2 separate regions of the Homo sapiens genome follow, and region 2 is linked to region 1. Evidence: read pairs that join two places in POLR2A ChIA-PET (ENCODE). Cell type or tissue: GM12878. All regions are shown on one strand. Each heading gives the region's core, and the rest is flanking DNA. Links, peaks and the distances in the headings are about the cores only. Region 1 has its middle 38 kb from the start of ERMN. Region 2 overlaps CYTIP (cytohesin 1 interacting protein).

The links. Peaks named below come from ENCODE experiments on the same cell type or tissue, not always from the same donor. Only the 100,000 strongest peaks of a DNase experiment are listed, where the experiment ranks them.
Region 2: POLR2A ChIA-PET joins it to region 1 with 5 read pairs; 6 of 35 experiments call an interaction of 5 or more read pairs at or near these places.

Annotation. Positions count from the first base shown.
Region 1 is chr2:157,358,716-157,369,254 of GRCh38, forward strand. No RefSeq gene overlaps it. Among named protein-coding and RNA genes, the nearest start is that of ERMN, 38 kb to the left of the region's middle. In GM12878, for the core only: no CTCF peak of the experiment used is centred there; DNase peaks (open chromatin) are centred at 5,136 and 5,736; H3K27ac peaks cover 1,650 bases.
Region 2 is chr2:157,429,402-157,439,940 of GRCh38, forward strand. It overlaps CYTIP (cytohesin 1 interacting protein), which reads right to left. Exons shown (of 8, transcript NM_004288.5): 2 at 5,297-5,346; 3 at 4,969-5,023; 4 at 1,459-1,561; 5 at 1,158-1,251. Among named protein-coding and RNA genes, the nearest start is that of CYTIP, 9.4 kb to the right of the region's middle. RefSeq lists an enhancer at 9,634-9,703. In GM12878, for the core only: no CTCF peak of the experiment used is centred there; no DNase peak of the experiment used is centred there; H3K4me3 peaks cover 4,095 bases; H3K27ac peaks cover 1,752 bases.

The DNA of each region.
Region 1 (10,539 bases), core at 877-8,876:
CCTGTAAATATTAGTAGGCATTCAACAAAATAGTTCCATAATAAAATTTTTGAGAAACAGCCAACACTATTTCTCTCTGCTAGAGATTAGGCTCTAAGGTTGTACAGAGATAACTTTTTTAACCCTTCTTTACCCTAAAACTTATCAAATTTATAACATGGTGGAAAATATATGTATGTGTACGTGTGTTGTATAAATGTGTGTGTGTAATTACTACTTTTGTGGACATGAATCTTCCACAGAACACAATTTGGAAAAGACAGCAAAAAGCTATAATAGAGCCAAATCACTAAGGCTAAATTCAATAGAGACAAATTTAAATCTAGCATTGATATTTTTAAAGTCCCATTATTCAAGAACAAAATTCAGGCCAAGAATGCCTTTTAAATGCCCTGGAGGTGGACTACCATGAGTCAGACGATGATGATGAAGCTGATGGTTAATGAAATCTTAGGCTAATTTAATAGAAGTGTACTGTCTGTATCAAGGGAGATTAAGATATATGTCTGGCTCTGAATTAAGCCTTTAAATAGAGTGTTGACAAATAAAAGGAGTGGCAGACTTTGACAATTAAGTTGAAAGTTATAGAAGTGATGTTATATAATATTACCGGAGAAACTAGAAATAATATTTTAATTGACATAAATATATGACTGGTTTAGGGTTGTTAAGGGTAACTAAGATGTGATACTTATGTTCCTATAGTTAACAGATCATCATTAAAATAAGGATGTAGACTTAACTCGTGTTTCTCTAGAGTCCAGGACTAGGACTAACAAATGATAAGGAATTCAGTTTAGGTTTAACATAAATAAAATGTTTCAACAAGCTGTCTCAGAAGAAAATAGACTGACCAAAAATTAGAGAAAATCCAATCAAATTAAATAGTCTCTTAGAACTTGCCACAGAAAAGAGGCATTGTCCAGTCACCTAACTTACCTTACTTACCCTGGAAATTTATTAGTAAAAAAGGAAATTTCAGAAATCTCATATTTAAAGAAGAAATGGAAATGTATGTATGGATGTCCGTAATTCAATAGCATCTTTGGTCATCAAAGAACTGCTCTCTTGACTCAATGGCATCAACTACACTTGAGATCTCACTTCTCTTTTCTGCTGTAAATGATTTAACTGCCCCACAAGCAACAGATGTCTTTGCTTCTCATGGCTACTCCTATTCTAGGCTTCTCCTGCCCCATGACTTTTCCACACTAGTTTTTTTTTTCCTATGGTGTTTTTTCTTCTGACATCTCTGCTATCTGATGATTTTTCTCCGTGACTTACTTTAAAATGTCCTGCTAGATAATCTTTTTTGTTTCTTGAGACAGGGTCTCACTCTGCCACGCAGGCTGGAGTGCAGGCTCACTGCAGCCTTGACATCCCGGGTTCAAGTGATCCTCCTACCTCAGCCTCTTGAGTAGCTGGGACCACAGGTGCATGTCACCACACCCTGCTAATTATTGTACTTTTGTAGAGACAGGGCTTTCCCATGTTACCCAGGCTGGTCTCAAACTCCTGAGCTCAAGCAATCCACCCACCTTAGACTCCCAAAGTGCTGGGACTACAGGCATGAGCCACCACACCCAGACTAGATAATCTTATTGAATTGTCCTCTCAACATCGAATACAGTGCATCACTATTAAGTTCCTCTCACCAGGCCGTCTTACAGATTTCTTTCTCCAAATAGTTGCCTTTGTAGCAGCTACCCAGCCATAATCCTCTCAGTTGTGACCAGAACATTACGGTCACAAGACAGCAAACACTGCAACCTATATGAAGGAAGTCCTTAAGAGGTAATAAATGGTGGACACTATAAATGGACTATCCAGGACCACCATCTCATAGAAATACTCTAGAAGATGCTTCTGTTTTGTATTAGAGGTTAAATAAAATCTCAAAAGTCCCTTCCAACACTAATGTTCTACTACATGAATGTATAGATCTAAGCCATTATTGTTTCTTAATATTGATAAAAAATATTAGGGCTTATGGAAAGCATAGGTTTACTGGCATCATATTTAATACAAAGCCTATGATATGGTTTGGCTGTGTCCTCACCCAAATCTCATCTTGAATTGTAGTTCCCATTATCCCCACATGTCATGAGAGGGGCCTGGTGGGAGGTAATTGATCACTGGGGGTGGATTCCCCCATACTATTCTCATGATAGTGAGCAAGTTCTCACGAGATCTGATGGTTTTATAAGAGGCCTCCTCCTTTGCTCAGCCATCATTTTTCTCCTTCCAACCATCATGTGAAGAAGGACATGTTTGCTTTTCCTTCTGCTATGCTTGTAAGTTTCCTGAGGCTTCCCCAGTCACGTGGAACTGTGAGTCAATTAAACATCTTTCCTTTAGAAATTATACAATCTCAGGGGTTCTTTATAGCAGTGTGAGAACAGACTAACACAGTAAATTGGTACCACAGAGAGTGGGGCACTGATACAAAGATACCTGAAAGTGCGGAAGCAACTTTGGAACTGGGTAACAGGCAGAGGCTGGGACAGTTTGGAGGGCTCAGAAGAAGACAGAAAAATGTGGGAAAGTTTGAAACTTCCTAGAGATGTGGAGGGTTCAGAAGAGAGGAAGATGCGGAAAAGTTTGGAACTTCCTAGAGACTTGTTAAATGGCTTTGACCAAAATGCTGATAGTGATATGAACAATGAAGTCCAGGCTGAGGTAACCTCAGATGGAGATGAGGAACTTGTTGGGAACTGGAATAAAGGTAACTCTTGCTATGCAAAGAGACTGGTGGCATATTCCCCCTGCCCTGGAGATCTGGGGAACTTTGAATTTGAGAGAGATAATTTAGGGTATCTGGCAGAAGAAATTTCTAAGCAGCAAAGCATTCAAGAGGTGACAGAGTGTAAAAGTTTGGAAAGTGTGCAGCCTGGTGATGTGATAGAGAAGGAGCTGAATGTTAATCAGCAAGACAATGGGGAAAAAGTCTCCAGGGCATATCAGAGACCTTCATAGCAGCCCATCCCATTACAGGCCCAGAGGCCTAGGAGGAAAAAATGGATTCCTGGGCCAGGCCCAGGGCCTTGCTGCTTAGTGCAGTCTCAGGACTTGGTGCCCTGCATCCCAGCCACCCCAGCTGTGGGTAAAAGGGGCAAAGGTATAGATCAGGCTGTGGCTTTGGAAGGTTCAAGCCCCAAGCCCTGGCAGCTTCCACCTGGTGTTGAGCCTGTGCATGAACAGAAGTCAAGAATTGAGGTTTGGGAACCTCCACCTAGATTTCAGAGGATGTATGGAAATGTCTGGATGTCCAGACAGAAGTCTGCTGCAGGGGCAGAGCCCTCATGGAAAACCTCTTCTAGGGCAGTGCAGAAGGGAAATGTGGGATTGGACACCACCACACACAGAGTCCCCACTTGGTCACTGCCTGGTAGAGCTGTTAGAAGAAGACCACCATCCTCCAGACATTAGAATGGTAGATCCACCAACAGCTTGCCCTCTGTGCCTGGAAAAGCCACAGACTCTCAACGCCACCCATGAAAGCAGCCAGGAGGGGGCTGTACCCTGCAAAGCCACAGGGGTGGAGCTGCCCAAGGTCATGGGAGTCCACTTCTTGCATCAGCATGACCTGGAGTCAAAGACATGGAGTCAAAAGAGATCATTGTGGAAGTTTAAGATTTAATGACTGCCTTATTGGATTTTGAACTTGCATGGAACCTGTAACCCCTTTGTTTTGGCTAATTTCTCCCATTTGGAATGGAAACATTTACCCAATGCCTGTACCCCCATTGTGTCTTGGAAGTAACTAACTTGATTTTGATTTTACAGGCTCATAGGCAAAAGGGACTTGCCTTGTCTCAGATGAGACTTTGAACATGGACTTTTGGGTTAATACTGGAATGAACTAAGACTTTGGGGCACATTTAGAAGGGCATGATTGTGCTTTGAAATGTGAGGACATGAGATTTGGGAGGGGCCAATGGTAGAATGATATGGTTTGGCTGCACCCCCACCCAAATCTTATCTTGAATTGTAGTTCCCATAATCCCCATGTGTTATGGGAGGGGCCCAGGGGGAAGTAATTGAATCATGGGGGCGGTTCCTCTATGCTATTCTCATAATAGTGAGCAAGTTCTCATGATATCTGATGTTTTTATAAGGGGGCTTCCCCCTTCGCTTGGTTCTCATTCTTCTCCTTCCAACCATCATGTGAAGAAGGACATATTTGCTTCCCCTTCTACCATGATTGTAAGTTTCCTGAACCCCCCACTCTCAGTCATGCAGAACTGTGAGTCAATTAAACTTCTTTCCTCTATAAATTACCTAGTTTTGGGCAGTTCTTTATAGCATTGTGAGAACAAACTAATACAGCCTAATTGAAATACTATTACTTCTTCCAACAGACACCCCTAATCCAGACCCTTTATTAATAAGTGAGATCAAAGAGAAATGACAATAAGATATAAACATATACAGACATAACTAAGTGTTTTACATATTCCACCGTAGCTCTTACATGCTGAATTTAAGCAAATCTCTTTGTCTGAGACTCGGTTTCCCCATTTGAAAAACTGAGAAATTATCACTTGACTTTCAAGGTGTGGAAATTAAATTTTACCAGTATGCTAATTCTTTTTAACTTGAAAAATCTTTATAATACTCTTAACCAATAATCCAGAAGCAGTTTAAATCATTGATTTTGTCTTCCTCAGTTAGCAAAATAGACTTTTTCAAACAACTATAGAGTACCTGTTTGGTGCACAGAAGAAAATGAAACATTAAAAATTTTCAAGTAGGCAAAAAAATTTCAGCATCCCCCTAGGTGACTGACTTATTACCATTTAGCTCTTCTTCCTCAGTTCTCCTCTTTCTCTCCCCAACTTTTTCTACCATTTGATTTTCCTGAATGACTCATAAGTATAGAACCACCAATTATTTTATATTTCATATTAAGCGGTGCAAGCCAAATTGAGTTACAGCTTAGACAAGAAATCCTAGGGGAAACACCCAGGAGACTGTCATGACACACTTCTTGTTCTCTGGCATAAGCAGAGATAATAATTAAGCATCACGTGACATATTACTCTAAAAATAGATGCCCTGTGTGGTTTTTGTCATACACACATCCAAGGTGTTTTAAAAAAATGTTTATTTTAATGTGTTACACATTTAGCCTCTGGGAATCATTTCACTGAGCAGCTGAAAAGCTGCAGTAAATTCTTGGTTACTGAAATGACATGAGGATGAGTTATTTAAATATCTTTATGTTCATAACATAGACTGGGTTGAAACAAATCTTCCTGCTGTGGCTAACTCATAAAGATCTCATGATCTAAGTAGGAGATGCCACATATCTTCTTTTTTTTCTCAATGCATGACTCTCTTTGGATATTCATTCATTCAACAAATATTTATTGTGTATCCACAAAGTACCAGGCACTGTTTTCAGGACACAGGATACTGCAGTCAACAAGATAAATGAGTACAATGCTTGAATAAACCTACAATTCTGTTTTAAGATGGCAAACAGTAAACAAGGACATAAATTAATACATAATTTCAGATGGAGATGAGAGTTGTAAAGAAAATTAATGATAACTGAATAAGGAAAATGGGGACAAGGAAGAGCTTATTTAGATTAGGTAACTAAGACAAGCTCTCTAAGAAGTGAAGAACTGAATGAGAGGAAGCCTGCCAATCGAACCCTGGCAGGAAGAACAATTATAGAACAGGGAACCACAATGGTAAGCATGTCACGTTTAGAGAAAAGAGACCAGTGTGGCTGAAGCACAGAAGTCAGAGTGTGGTTGGAAATATGGCCAGTGTGGTAGGCAAGAGACAGGTCCCTCAAGAATACAAGAAATATGGTCTGTGGTAGGCAAGAGACAGATCCCTCAAGAATAATTGTGGAAGTGAATGGATTTAACCCAAGTTCAAAGAGAAGCAATTGGGGAGTTTTAAGCAAAGAAGTGATATGATTTAATTTATATTTTAAAAGCTTACTCTGGTTAGATGGGGGTGGAAATAGGAATGAAAGAAGGCAAATCATTTAGGTATTTGAAATATTCAGTAGTATAGGCAAAAACAGCTGATGACTTAGATTACCATTGCAGGCAGATGAGTAGCAAAAATGGTGGTCAGATTTAGTATATACTATAGGGGTAAAACCAATGTGCTCCTCTGATTGATGTGATTTACAAAATAAAAAAAGGAATCAAGGCAACAATTTCCATACTTTATTTCTCAGTCTATCTTATGGTGCTCACTGCATTTCATGGTAGGAGTTCAAAGGTAACATTAAAAATAAGGAGTATCTACACAGCAGAAGGTTGGAGAATGAGGAAGCATTGACCAGATATGAGAGAATTATGAAGCACTGCATTGTGACCCCTGTAGGAACAAAAGTAAATATTGTCTCTAGCTTTTGTTATCATTGTAGGAAGACCAGGGATCCTAGGGTATGTAAAATTTTCCATCTCCTTCTTATAACAGACTAGTTCTGTCTTTACATTTTACACAAGACCATAGATTTTGCACAGTGTTTCTTTCACTAAGCCCCACCAACATATTATCTAATCTTAATAAAATTTGGTCAGCAGAGATGTAAAAAATGCAGAGAAAACAAAATAAAAGTAAAAAAGAAAATGTGAAGGCAAAGATGATGAAAAAAATAGAAGATAAAGGCCTGAAATATGCCTGAAAAGTGCAAAAAGTGTGCATTTCTAATTATCAGCTTCTGTGTACTTTTGAACTGCGGAAGTTTTGAACTGAATGAGTTCAAAAGGTGGCCAAGACTGATGAAGTGTCTCTGTTAATAGAAAAATTTAAACTGAGTCTTCTCAAGAGAGGCATACTTAGAAGCTCTAATGAGCTCCTCAGTGGAAGAAAAATCCGAACCTAATCTTTTGGTTCAATAAGTTAATTCTCTTAGTGAAAGATGAGTCGAGTGAGCCAATCTTTATGAACACTGAAAGCAAAACGGCAGAGAATTAAAGCTCTGAGCCACTACACTTCAGGCCTTTCCTCTCTTTTTTTTTTCACTTTCTTTCTTTCTTTTTATCTTCTTTGTTGGCTAATCTAGGAGCAGTTTACCAGGCTGCCAGGCAATGCAAAGGTCTAAACTCTTTGTGAAGAGAATTTGAAATAATCACATTATGTTTGTCAAGGCTTTGTATTTGTGGAGGTGAACAGTAACAAATAAGAGAAAAAGTCTGCAATCTGTGTTTGTATCACAGGGATAATGCCCAGGATTCTTTGTATTTTGTGGAAGAATAGCATGGGATCTCAGACTAAGTCCTTGAAGTACAAATATGATTGTACAAGGCTTCCTATAGAAAATGTCTACCTTGAATTTCATGGCCCTTGGTATTTTGGTAAACTTAGTTTTATAGCCTTATAAATGATGCCATCAAATTTCCATAAGGACATCATGAAAGTAGACTTAAGTTGTAGAAAACTGTACGAAGTTTACTTCTGTATGTCTTAATGTAACTGTAAACATCCCGTTTTACCAGCTATGGCATCTAGGAAATATTCAGCTCCATTTAGCCACAGCACAAAGGGTAGAAGAAATTTAAAGGTCAGAGCCCTAAACTCTTTTACCCAGTTACAGAAGATGTTTTGTCAACATGAATAAATAAAAGTGGTACTTCAGTTAAAATTGAAGGTATTGCTTCACTAAATAAGTATTAATACAGAATGTTTCACGGTAAAATAACCAAGGTAAATTCGATAATGGGGCTGGGGATGGTGCTCATCATTTTTTGTGGTACGAAACTAAAGAACAAGTTTTCTTTTTGTGGTCATCAGCAAGTATCAGTGTGCTACTCTGGAGATAATATTTTCCATCAATGGAGGGAAAAGAACTAGTATATATGAGTGGTTAAGTGGAATCTGAAAAAAATAATATCAAAGGCAAGACCATGCATTATAGCTTAATCCATGTATGTAGGCTACTTGACTGGAAAGCCATATGGTATTGCAAAAAAAGCGCAGAGTATCTAATAAGAAAGACATGTTTGTATCCATACTCTACCTCTCACCGGAAACTGATCTTGGGCCAATTACTTCACCTTTCTGAGCTGCAATGTCCTTAACTATAAAATAAAGTTTCAAAAATCAATCTTATGGGGTTATCAGAAGAAATAAATGTCTCTAGCTTAGAGATGTTTATAAATGTCTGTACCACCTTATAAGTACCCGACCCATAGTATATATTATGTAGAACACCTTCACATCTACTTCACAGGGTCTTCACTGATATAGACAGCAAAGGTATATCAATTTGTATTCAAAGAAAACCAACATCTATTCAAGAAATTTTAAAACTATAAGAATTGGTTGGGTATGGTGGCTCACACCAATATCCTAGCACTTTGGGAAACAGAGGCCGGAAGCTCACTTGAGGCCATGAGTTTGAGACCAGCCTGGGCAACATAGTGAGACCCTGTATCTACAAATCTTAAAAATATTAGCCAGGCTTGGTGGCATGCACTCGTAATCCCAGCTACTCAGGAAGCTGAGGTGGGAGAATCACTTGAGACTGGGAGTTCAAGTCTGCAGGGAGCTATGACCACCACTGCACTCCAGCTTGGTCAACAGAGTGAGATGCTGTCTCAAAAAGAAAAAAAAAAGTATGTTTTAATTTTTCTTTAAAATAGTGCATCCTCCTCTGTAATTACATCTAGAGCATTTTATTAGTGGCAGGGCATTAACCACCTCTTTACACAAATACACTTCTTCCTGCTACCTTAGAATCTCAGGTAACAATAGGAAACTTGCCTTGTTTATAGGCTGAGAAAGAAAGAGAATATATTCAAGTAAGAAGCTCACAAAATCAGGAAATTTCTTCTCTCTAAGGCATTTCTGGAAAAGTTAGCAGAGTTTCTAGAGAAGAGCACCAACTGTGTATTTATATAAGGTGAATTTTATTAGTTGAAAATAATGATCTGCATTACAGGAACTCAGGTGAGATTATCTATAAATATACAGAAATTCTAGAACTAGTGAAAGAGTTTCTCAACTTTCATCCTCTTAAAAGAGTTTGGAAGACAAAAGCCAAAGTATGGCAGTTTCTAAACGTAATTAACATTGGCTGAATCTTTCTTATGGACCAGACACTGTTCTGAGAGCTTCCACTAATGACCTTATTTAATCATCCAACAACTCTGTGAGTTATGCAACAATTTAACCTCTATTTTAAAGATGAGGAAATAGGCAAAGGTCACACAACTATTAGAGAATACTGGCATCTGATTCCAAAGGCCAAATTCTCAACTATTTTACTGCACTCTTTGCCAAGACTGGTAAATCTCTTGAGCTTCTGCTCAAATATTTCCACTTACCAGTTATAGCCTCCTGGTGTTTACCCTTCAGAATCAAATTCTTTAAAAGGAACTGTATTACATGAGATATAGTCTGACTATTTGGTATTATTTTCTTAAAGAGCACATGAAAGTTATATTGGGATTTTGGGGGGTATTTTTTCAAAATAATTTATAAACAAAACTATTCCCATTTTATTTTTCTTTCACCACTATCACTAGATACCAATTTTACTAAACTTTGACTGTCAGACTGATTTGCAAGAATTCCCTCCTCTGATATAACCTCCTGCATTCAATAGAGAAATAAATAAATTACTTACAGTCCTTGTAGATAGCACTTACTGAATGCTTACTATATGCCAGCCATTGTACTAATTGCCATACATATTAATAACTTATCCCATTGCATCCATACAAATCCCTACAGGTAGTTGCTGTTATTATCTTCATGTTATAGCCCATGAAACAAAGGCTCAGAGAAATGTCATGCCCAATATCACAAACACAGTAAAAAGTAGGAACAAGGTTTGATTCCAGGAGGAGGAGCCAAGATGGCCGAATAGGAACAGCTCTGGTCTACAGCTCCCAGCGTGAGCGACGCAGAAGACGGGTGATTTCTGCATTTCCATCTGAGGTACCGGGTTCATCTCACTAGGGAGTGCCAGACAGTGGGCGCAGGCCAGTGGGTGCACGCACTGGGCGCGAGCCGAAGCAGGGCGAGGCATTGCCTCACCTGGGAAGGGCAAGGGGTCAGGGAGTTCCCTTTCCGAGTCAAAGAAAGGGGTGACGGACGCACCTGGAAAATCGGGTCACTCCCACCCGAATATTGCGCTTTTCAGACCGGCTTAAAAAACGGCGCACCACGAGACTATATCCCACACCTGGCTCGGAGGGTCCTACGCCCACGGAATCTCGCTGATTGCTAGCACAGCAGTCTGAGATCAAACTGCAAGGCGGCAGCGAGGCTGGGGGAGGGGCGCCCGCCATTGCCCAGGCTTGATTAGGTAAACAAAGCAGCCGGGAAGCTCGAACTGGGTGGAGCCCACCACAGCTCAAGGAGGCCTGCCTGCCTCTGTGGGCTCCACCTCTGGGGGCAGGGCACAGACAAACGAAAAGACAGCAGTAACCTCTGCAGACTTAAATGTCCCTGTCTGACAGCTTTGAAGAGAGCAGTGGTTCTCCCAGCACGCAGCTGGAGATCTGAGAACGGGCAGACTGCCTCCTCAAGTGGGTCCCTGACCCCTGACCCCCGAGC
Region 2 (10,539 bases), core at 1,043-9,042, 71 kb after region 1:
AGCAGCCTTCTTACCTAGCATGACAGGCCATTGCTGTTTTGCACTTTTCTCATAGTAGTTATCAATAACTGAAATATACACATTACTTAAATTTCAGGCTTTTCTGAGCCATTTCCTTCCATAACTATTAACGTACTAAGAGAGTCTTTATCTTCGTCTCTCCTGAGCCTATCACAGAGCTGGAAACATAGTATTTGCTCAATAAATATGATTTTAATGAATGAGCGAATTTCATCATTTAACTATCCTAATAAGATTTTATTAGGTGCTAGTATTGTTATGGTAGAAAAATCAGTCAAACCTCTAATTGGGAAAGCCAGTGTTCTATTAAGAAGTTTGGGGCCAGGGGCGGTGGCTCATGCCTGTAATCCCAGCACTTTGGGAGGCGGAGGCGGGTGGATCATGAGGTCAGGAGATTGAGACCATCCTGGCTAACACGATGAAACCCCGTCTCTACTAAAAATACAAAAAATTAGCCGGGCATGGTGGTGGGCGCCTGTAGTCCCAGCTACTAGGGAGGCTGAGGCAGGAGAATGGCGTGAACCTGGGAGGCAGAGCTTGCAGTGAGCCAAGATCGCGCCACTGCACTCCATCCAGGGCGACAGAGCGAGACTCCGTCTCAAAAAAAAAAAAAAAAAAAAGAAGTTTGGAACATTTGGAACATGTGGTGTGAGTATGTGTGTTTCAGGGTGGGGAGGGTTGAACAGACTATTCTTCCTTCCAAATGGAACACTAGAAGAGAAAAACAGGTGGCTTGTCACATAAGAGGAAAAACTCAGCCCTTCTGACCTTTGATTTGTTTTAGCTACAGGATTATATCAACCATGAAAATTGGATCAGTTCTTCCCAGTTTAAAGAGAATGTGTGCCAGTTTAATTGAATTTGACATTAAAAAAATACATTTGTAAAGGCCATCCTTCCCACACAGACGTTTGGGCTATTGATGTCCTCTGACTTCAGATGTTGACAGTATGTTCAAGTGTGAGGAATCTTGAGAAACAAAAGGAACTGATAATGTTTGTACCCCACTCTAAAGCTCCGGTGCACTGCCTCACTCCGTCTTGTAATGCTGAACAAAAGGCCTATTTATTCACTCATCAGGCTTTATGAGAAAACATAACATTTTGAAGCCCCACGGGAACTAGACAGATAGTTACGTTAGCAGGTTTCCGGACGATCTGATCAGGTCAACGACTTGTTTGTAGGTAAAACCTTCTGTGCTCACACCATTGATATTTGCAAGGACATCACCTGGGAGATGCCAAGAAAAATGAGTGTTATGTTGGTTAGTTAAATAATCCCTCCTGACATGCAAATGAAACAAGCAGCTCCAAGTCTTAAAAACATAAAGGAGCCAAGAAAACTCAAAGCAACAAATACATCCTGACCTTCACTCTCAAAACATTTTATTTTCTTTCCATTTAAATGATTCCTAACATGAGCAAAAATTTAAGTTACCAGCTTGCAGGCCAGCACAGTGAGCTGGGCTGTCCTCCTGTATTTTGCATATCAAAGTGAACATTTCCGAGGAGCAGGCATTCTGATTCTGGGGCCTGTAAGACTGTAAAAATTAAGATGATATATAGTTACTATTTAACAACCTCAACATCTATTTGCCAAAATTTAAAATGATGTCAATTATCATTAAGCAGTATAATAGGTAAGTTCAAAGGACAAAGGATTTCCACTATAAACTAAATCAAGGTATCAATTTTGCAATTCTACCAGACAATCTGTAGCCAACTCCATTCATAAAGACATCTGTCATGAGAAAGAAAGTGAAATGAGAGTGGCTCAAGATTTTATATTTTCAAGCCCAAGATATCACCTGATGCTATCACGATTTATTTTTAAAAATTGAGTTTCTCATTTCCCAATGGGATAAAACAACGATGGCCAAGTGCAATGAGAAAAATCCCTAAGTGGTTCTCCCAAGCTAAAACACTCATTATAGGAGTATGAAATTGTACACATGCAGCAAGGAGACATGCCAACAATGATTATTTTAAATCAGAGTTCTGCACATAATGACAATCTGCCCTGCATTTATTCAAAAGTACTATAATTGACTCAATTACCTTCATTTCTGAGCACCCTCTGGTATGCCTGTCCTGAATCCTCACCGGTTCATTAGTCACCCAACTAAATTAGAAAAAGTTAAGCTTCAACTCTTGCCTCAATTAGGCACAAGTAGTTTGGTGGTGGTGGGTTTTTTTATTTTTAATTATACCAAAACACTGAATAAATGTTTGCTAGATATAGTGTCCCAATGACCTATAACAAATATAATTTTCTTTTTTTCACACATTTAAATTATGAAGTCTAGTTCCACTTAGAAGCAAAATCAGTGTTCTGAGTAGAGTACGTCTTTTAAACATCTGATTCCTAAAATTAAGCTACATTAAAGTAGTACTTCCTTGTGAAAAAATTGATGTCTGATGTTCATTCTTTCTTATTCAATAATCCCTGAGGCATCACAAGTCAGCCACATGCAAGCAACTTCTAGAAACTTGGGTCTGTTCACCTCTAAAGGACTTCTATCTAATCTATAAGGCACTTAGAATCCCCATATCTTAAAGGTAGAAGGGACTTTAAAAGATCATGCACTATGTTCCCATCTATGTCAGAAACTTCATTGACAGCTTTCCTGCCAGGGGTCTTCTCAGTATAGCCTAGACCCTTCTGGAGATGAAAGACTGATCTAGTTCATGTGGTACATGAATAAAATATACAACTGACACTCCTTTGGGAAACCACTGTTCTAACAATTCTCATTAGCAGTGAGACTCTACCCTCCATTCCCAGAGATCAAAGTAAGTACAGTGCAGTAGAAACATGTTGATTTATGTAGCTGGCACCTCCATATATGTTCACATTGGGTGTAAAATATGGTAGTTAGAAATAGAAAAAAACAGAAACCCCAAAGCTACAGAAAGTATTAATTGGATGCTTTTTTCTCTTACCCAGTCTTCTAGCTCCCATTAAGGGATCAGTGACACAATGATCACCTGCATTTCTTAGAGACACAAAGATCTCATTGTCCTTTCTCATGCCCAGTGACATTCATTCTAACACCTGTCATTTGTGGATCTTCTATTGGTAAGGCACATCACTAGGTACATTGCATGTATTATTTCATTTAAAACTCCTAAGGACCCCATAAGGCATTAGGAGGATATGAATTCAGGTGTGCATGAGTCCAAAGTCTGCATTCCTATTGGGCTGCACGATTCTGATAAGCAGCATAAAACTAGCTCCCATGGAGAACCATGGATCTGGTCTCTTCCAAAGTGTCATTCCTCTAGTAGGCCACATCCCAAACATGTACTCACACTGCATGCACAATATGGGTACATGAGGTTCTATCTGATTTTCAAAAAGTTCCCAGAAGCATGTCTCCTATTTGTTAACTGCTGCAAATCTGATGAGTACTAGGGAATAGATTATGGTGTGTATTTGACAATGGAGAGCATATACCAGAGGGAATTTACAGGAGTGTGGGTTCCTGCATCACTGAGATAACACCTACATGCTGCCATTTAGAGGTGCCATTAGTTCATGTTGATCTACAAAAGTTCAGTGGTGTTGTGGCCTGACATAGTTTTGACTCTTGCTCCACGGAGAATAAGTGTTTATGGTATGGGAGAAAAACTTAAGAAAGTAGTGACATTATTATGGCAGTATAAGAAAAATAAAGAAAGGTGAGTAGTCGTTTATCCAGTTTTCAGTAGCCACTGCTGCACATCCTTGAGGATAATTTTCCTTTAAAAAGAAGCAGTGACAAAAAGCAGTGTCTCTACAACAGAATAGGGAGTAGTTCATATGACCGGGGAGTAAGAGGGAGCACTATGCTTCTAAAACCTATAGATTTCACCAGTTACTGTGGTGAATTACAGATTCCTCCAAATTTAAAAGTACAGGAGTTAGGAAAGTAGAAGTGATCCTCTTTTCAAAGTGCCTTCTCTGTCTTCATTGCAGCTAAAGTTCCATTTTGTTTCTTTACTCATAAAACATGTTTTTCTTAGCAGTTTCCTGTTCCTAATCTTAAAATAAACACTGACTTTCCAATTGTGGGGCTGATATCACACCAGAGTTTTCTGAAAGCAGCAGTAAAGCTAAGATCTAAAATCTGATATAGAGTGTAAGAATATGATTATGCAAAACACATCCAAAAGACATGCAAACGTACTATGGAAAAAAAAAACAGAAATGCTTAAGCTACTACTGTTGCACTTAATTGGGTTAGACTTCATTTGACCTACCTCACCCATTTTACAAATGTGCTCATGAAAAAGCAGACAGCTAATAAGCAATGAAATTCTTAGGCAATTATGCTGAAACTTATAAAGACTTAAAAATTTCCTACAGCATGAGGCAATCTGCAAGTAGAGCCAAATGTTCTCAAGTGTTTCAAATAACAATTATAAAGCATTGTCATTAGGAAAAAAAGCTACAAATTGCTCATTATGTACAATATGAACTCTAGTTGCAAAACATACCAGGAGCTATCCATGAATATATGCATTCTATATACACAGATGTATAGTCTTTCGAGTGTCTCTTGAATGCCAAAGTAAATACTTAAAATCTGATACACAGTATAACAATATGATTATACAAAACACATGCAAATATATCAAGTACACATCTGTAAAATGTATTTCACTCTCTTATCTAAGACCTAGCTGATACCAACCTAGCTGATCAGTCTGGGACTTAAGGGAAGACTGAAGCAACTAAGCACAAACTGCTGAGCATATCGCAGAGGTTTTGTTATCATCTTCAATGTTTTCTTTCCTTAATAGTACTCAACACACTGAAAAACTACCCCCAAACAGCCACACACTGAATAAAAGTCATAGGCTCCATCATTCTCTAATCCTAACTTCATTTTTTCTTTGCACATAACATGACACTACCGGTGCCACTTTCTTCCTTGGAAGTCTAGAAAATGTGAAAATTGCCCACCTGAATTTCAAATCCAAATGTTTCATTATCCTGCTTCTCCACAGTAACAAGCTTTCTGTAATAAAAATGTTTAAAAAAGAAACTGCATGAAAATTAAAGTATCACATTTGGCACAGATCTATCATTAAAAATAACTGTCACAATTAAAAATAACTGACATTTATGTAAATTGTAGTATGTAAGATTCTGTGTGTGTGTCTGTGTGTGTGCGTCTGTGTGTGTGCGTAGAGAGAGAGAGAGAGAGAGAGGAAGAGAGAGGAAAAAACAGTCTGGAGAGCTATGTTCCTAAATATTTTGGGAGAGACAAAAAATAATTCAATCTCTTTACCTTTGAGACCAGGAAAAGTCACTTAAAGAACTTGATCTGGTCAAAGCAAGCTGAAAAACACAAAAGACATATAGTTATCCCAGGGTCTTCAAGATACACTGTAAAATGTTCTAAATCTCTCTCTCTCTCTCTCTCTCTCTCTCTCTCTCTCTCACACACACACACACACACACACACACACACACACACACACACACACACAACCTGTTCTTTACCACCTTCTTTGGCCCAGCTCCTGGGAAATTGTTGCATAAAGGCAGCCATTTCCATTCTCTACATTCTCTAGTGATAGCAGAGGAGAGTAGGGAGACAGGATTCTAGGCATTCCAGTTAAAAGATTGAAAGAGGTTTAGATAGTAATACAATGTGGCAAAAGAGTTAAAATAATGTGGCAAAACTCCAAAGCTTCCAAAGAGAACTTCCTCTCTGGTCTGTATTTAAAACAGCCTCTGAAAGATTAACCATAGCAATTTGTAATCACACTGAAATCCAAAGAAAAATAGCATACTTAGAATGGCATATGAAACCCAAATACTTTATAGTTTTTGGAGATGATGATGAAATGACAGTGTTTACTATAATAATTCAATACGTTACTGTTTTTAGTAGGATAAAATAATCTCTAAACAACCAACTCACACACACAATTCAGGTAAAACCAGGAACTCAAAACCTCATTTCTGCTTATGATTTATTTTTGTAATAGTTTTGGAAGACTAACGTGAAATTTCCAGCCAAGAAAGGAAAGAAACCTCAGAATAGTATCAATGGTATAAATAATATCACCTTCATTCCTCTGCACTTTTGGAAAAGATCATATAAACATAAGCTTTCAGGACACATTCTACCACTGTAAACAGAAGCAGCATCAACAAAAGGTGACAACTTATTTTTTAGGAAAATTGCAGCAGGTTTTTGTGTTTTTTTGGTCGGTTTGTTTCTTTGTTCAGGAAATGTTTATTAGCCCTATTCTCAAATGTTGCTTCAAGGGCCCAAAACATAAGCTACTAGCTAACCCATGGTTTTTAATTGTCAACCTGAAATGGTTGTCATATATAAATGAACACATAAAATATCAAGAGATCAATGCATAGTCAGTCCAGACAAAGCAAAATAAAATAAGTAAAGGATGAAAACTAGAAGGGGGAAAATATGTAGGAGATATTAATGCTTATGTGACAAGTTACACAAATGAAATGCTTATTAAGACATTCATTAGGAGTGAAGCCTACATCACTGTAGGAATTTTGAATTACCAGGTACCAAATGCCAGCATTTTCACAAATTTCCTGGAATGGACCAGTGTTAAGAATTCAGCCACCAGTCCATAAACTTAACGTAATGGAGAGGTGGTCTCTTCTTACCAATTTGCTGTAAATTAATTATATTTTCCTCTTTTGTTAGTTCTGGGCTTCAACTCACTTATATCGCAATGGAGACTGAAATAAATTGCTCAGACCCAAAAAGATTCTCTAGTCTTGCTAAAAAGTATCTCTTTTCAATTTATAAGCACTAACTGTGGAATGCCTACAAGGATTGGTATGGTTTGTTGTAACCTGATTTTGTACCTCGTATGTACCGTTACCAAGGATAGGGACTATTCATCTATGTTAGTGGGCTTCCTTGCAGAAGAGAGCCACAAACTTGATATTTCCAAGCATTCTCAGTCTCTCCCTTATATTGTACTCATATTTTCTTAATCTATTTTTATTATCTTCAGCTGCTTGTTTTCCGCCCTTAAGCCAAATTACGTAATGATAACTAGGGCTTTTTTATTCTTTTTATAAAAGTTTCTTATACCTCTATAAATAAGGGCTTATATTTTTAAGGTATTACTCTTGCTATCAGTATTCATCATATTATTCATATATCCATATAGAGAGAGCTATATATATATGTATACATATATGTATATATTTATATGAAATGCATACTGGATCAAATACTTCACATCTGTACATAATCATCTGTGTGATTTGGACCTCTTGGGGAATGTTATTTGTTTTACTTTCTGCCCCAATGCCCAACACAGGGCCTGGAATAGAATGGAAACTTAAAAATGGAGAAATAGATAAAAATAAATAAACTACTAAACGAAAATGGAAGCAACTGAGATGGTTGAAGAGCCACATTAAATATTCACGTTCAGGAGAAATATGTAAAGATAGTCTTCAACATTGTCCTTTATTAAATTCAATATCATAGGAAAAACTCAAGGATAATCACTAAAATACATAAAGTAAAATTTAAAAATCTTAAATATGTAGCAAGATTTAAAAATGAAAGAAAACAGACAACTGTATATCCATATGCAGAAGAAAGAAACTAGACCATACCTCTCACTCTATACAGAAATCAACTGAAAATAAGTAAATGGATCAAAACCTTCATGTAAAACCTGAGACAATAAAACTACTGGAATAAAACATAGGGGAAAGGCTTTAGCATATTGGATTGGGAAAAAATTTTATGAATAAGACCTTCAAAAAACAGGCAACAAAAGCAAAAATAAACTAATGGGGTTATATTAAACTAAAAAGATTCTGCACAGCAAACAATTAACAGAGTGAAAAGACTACCTGTGGAATGGAAGGAAATATTTGCAAACTACTCATTTATATATCCAGAATATATAATGAACTAAAATACCTCAACAGAAAAAAAAAAATTTAAAAATGGGCAAATGATCTGAACAGACGTTCCTCAAAGGAAGCTATACAAGACTGGGCATGGTGGCTCACACCTGTAATCCCAGCACTTTGGGAGGCCAAGGAGGGTGGATCAACTGAGCTCAGGAGTTCAAGATCAGCCTGGCCAACATGGTAAAACCCCGTCTCTACAAAAATACAAAAATTAGCCAGGCATGATGGCAGGTGCCTGTAATCCCAGATACTAGGGAAGCTGAGTTGGAAGAATCGCTTCAACCCGGGCGGCGGAGGTTGCAGTGAGCTGAGATCATGCCATTGCACTCCAGCCTGGCGACAGAGTGAGACTCCATCTCAAAAAAAAAAAGAAAAAAAAAAAAGAAAGGAAGAAAAAGAAGACATACAAATGGCTAACAAATATATGAAAAAATGCTCAATATCACTCATCATTGGGGTAATGGAAATTAAAACCACAATGAGGTATCATCTCACACCAGTTAGGATAGCTATGATCAAAATGACAATAAATAATAAATGCTGGTGAGGATAAGGAGAAAAGGGAACTTTCATACACTGTTAGTGGGAATGTAAATTAGTACAGCCACTATGGAGAACAGTATGGAGGTCCCTCAAACAACTACAAATAGAACTACCATATGATCCCGCAATCCCACTACTGGGAATTCATCCAAAGGAAAGGAAATCATTATATCGAAGAGACATCTGCACTCCCATGTTTATTACAGCACTATTCACAATAGCCAAGAGATGGCATCAGCCTAGGTGTCCAACAACAGATGAATGGATAAAGAAAATGTGGTATATATACACCATGGAATACAATTCAGCCATAAAAAAGAATGAAATCCTGTCATTCACAGCAACATGGATTGAACTGGAAGACATTATGTTAAGTGAGATAAGCCAGGAATAGAAAGTTAAACACCACATGTTCTCACTCATATGTGGAAGCTAAAAAAAGTTGATCTCATAGAAGTAAAAAGTAGAACAGAGGATACTAGAGGCTGGGAAGGGTTGGGGGAAGAAATGGATAGGGACACACTTGTTAAAGGATAAAAAATTACAGCTAGATAGGAAGAATAAGTTCTAGTGCTCTATACTGTAGGCTAACTATAGTTAACAATAGTATATCATGTACTAGTTTCAAATAGTTAGAAGGAGGATATTCAACAGTCCCAAAATGAAGAAATGATCATTGTGTGAGGGAGGTGATGGATATGCTAATTACTCTGATCTGATCACTGTACATTCCACGTATCAAAACATCACTATGTATACCATGAGTATGTATGATTATATATCAACTGAATAAGTACAAATTTTAAAAACCAAAAAATTTTAAATGAAAGAAAACAGACAAGAACAAAAAAAAAAATTCAATCCGAAACAAGAAATGCAGAAAAAGTACTAACAGAAAACAAAGATAGTAGTGCCTTAGTACATAGCTGCTAAGTGGATGAATGGTGGCAAGAATTAATAAATTATTAGTAAAATTTTGAGCCTTGTCAATTTTAAATACCCTTTTAGTATGCCGGAAATCAGTGCATCTATTAGGAACTTCAAGATTTCATCCAATCGGTCTTTTGAATCAAAAGTCATTCTGGATAGATTCAAATGTAAAATCTTTTAAACCACAGGACAGACCTGAAGCCTCTATAGATATTTCCCCCACCACTCTACTTCTAACCTTTCTATCTAGCTAATTGACTAGTTAAAGATGAAAATATTTGTCTAGCACAACATGAGAAGCATAGCAGATTTTCAGTTCCTGTGGACTGACTAATTTGGGTTATCAGCAACACCAAAAGTCAGATTAAGTCAAATTACAAATTAGTTTCCATTCGGTATTAGCTAAGAGGCTGTTTCAAGCATCTAACACTTAAACAAAAAACAATTTAAATAAATTAAGTACCGTCAAATTCTCTGACACGTGCCACGTCTTGACACAAAGCCTGCTTGTTTTTGATCCGGGCTGTCAGACTCAGGCGATGTGGAAAGGAATGTTCCCAGGGTTCGAAACTAGCTCACACACCAAACTACCTGCCTAAAGTGAAATGAAGTGTGTCTAAGGTCTTATCAAGGGTTTTGCACTTTGAAAAAAAAAAAAAGTCTTTCCTGCCCCGCTTTCCCTAGGGCGAGCAGCCTTATTCAAGGATCTGACCAGTGGGGTCTATGTTCCCCAGACAGCCCTCCAGTCAGAGCCTTTTCTAAGGGTTGTAGTGATGGCGCCAAAAATCATGAATGAGGAACTGGTGTGCAATTCACAGCATATGCTGGCAACAGCTGTCTTTTATTACACATTATCTAATATGAGAAATCTAGGTTTAGCAATTTGGCAGGCTTGCAAACTACACATTCAATTATGACTGCTGAATAGACAAAGCTTCTTAACTCCTTGCTAGCCATAATACACTGATACCTAGGGTTGGGCTTATGATCACTCTTCTGTTTTTAGTCAGATAACTTAAAAGATCAGGCATTAATATTCAAAATTTAATTTCTTCTGCTCTGCAGTGATTCTACACATTCCTCTTCAGTGGGAAACCAAGACCAAATACTTCAGCTGTCAATTTCTGA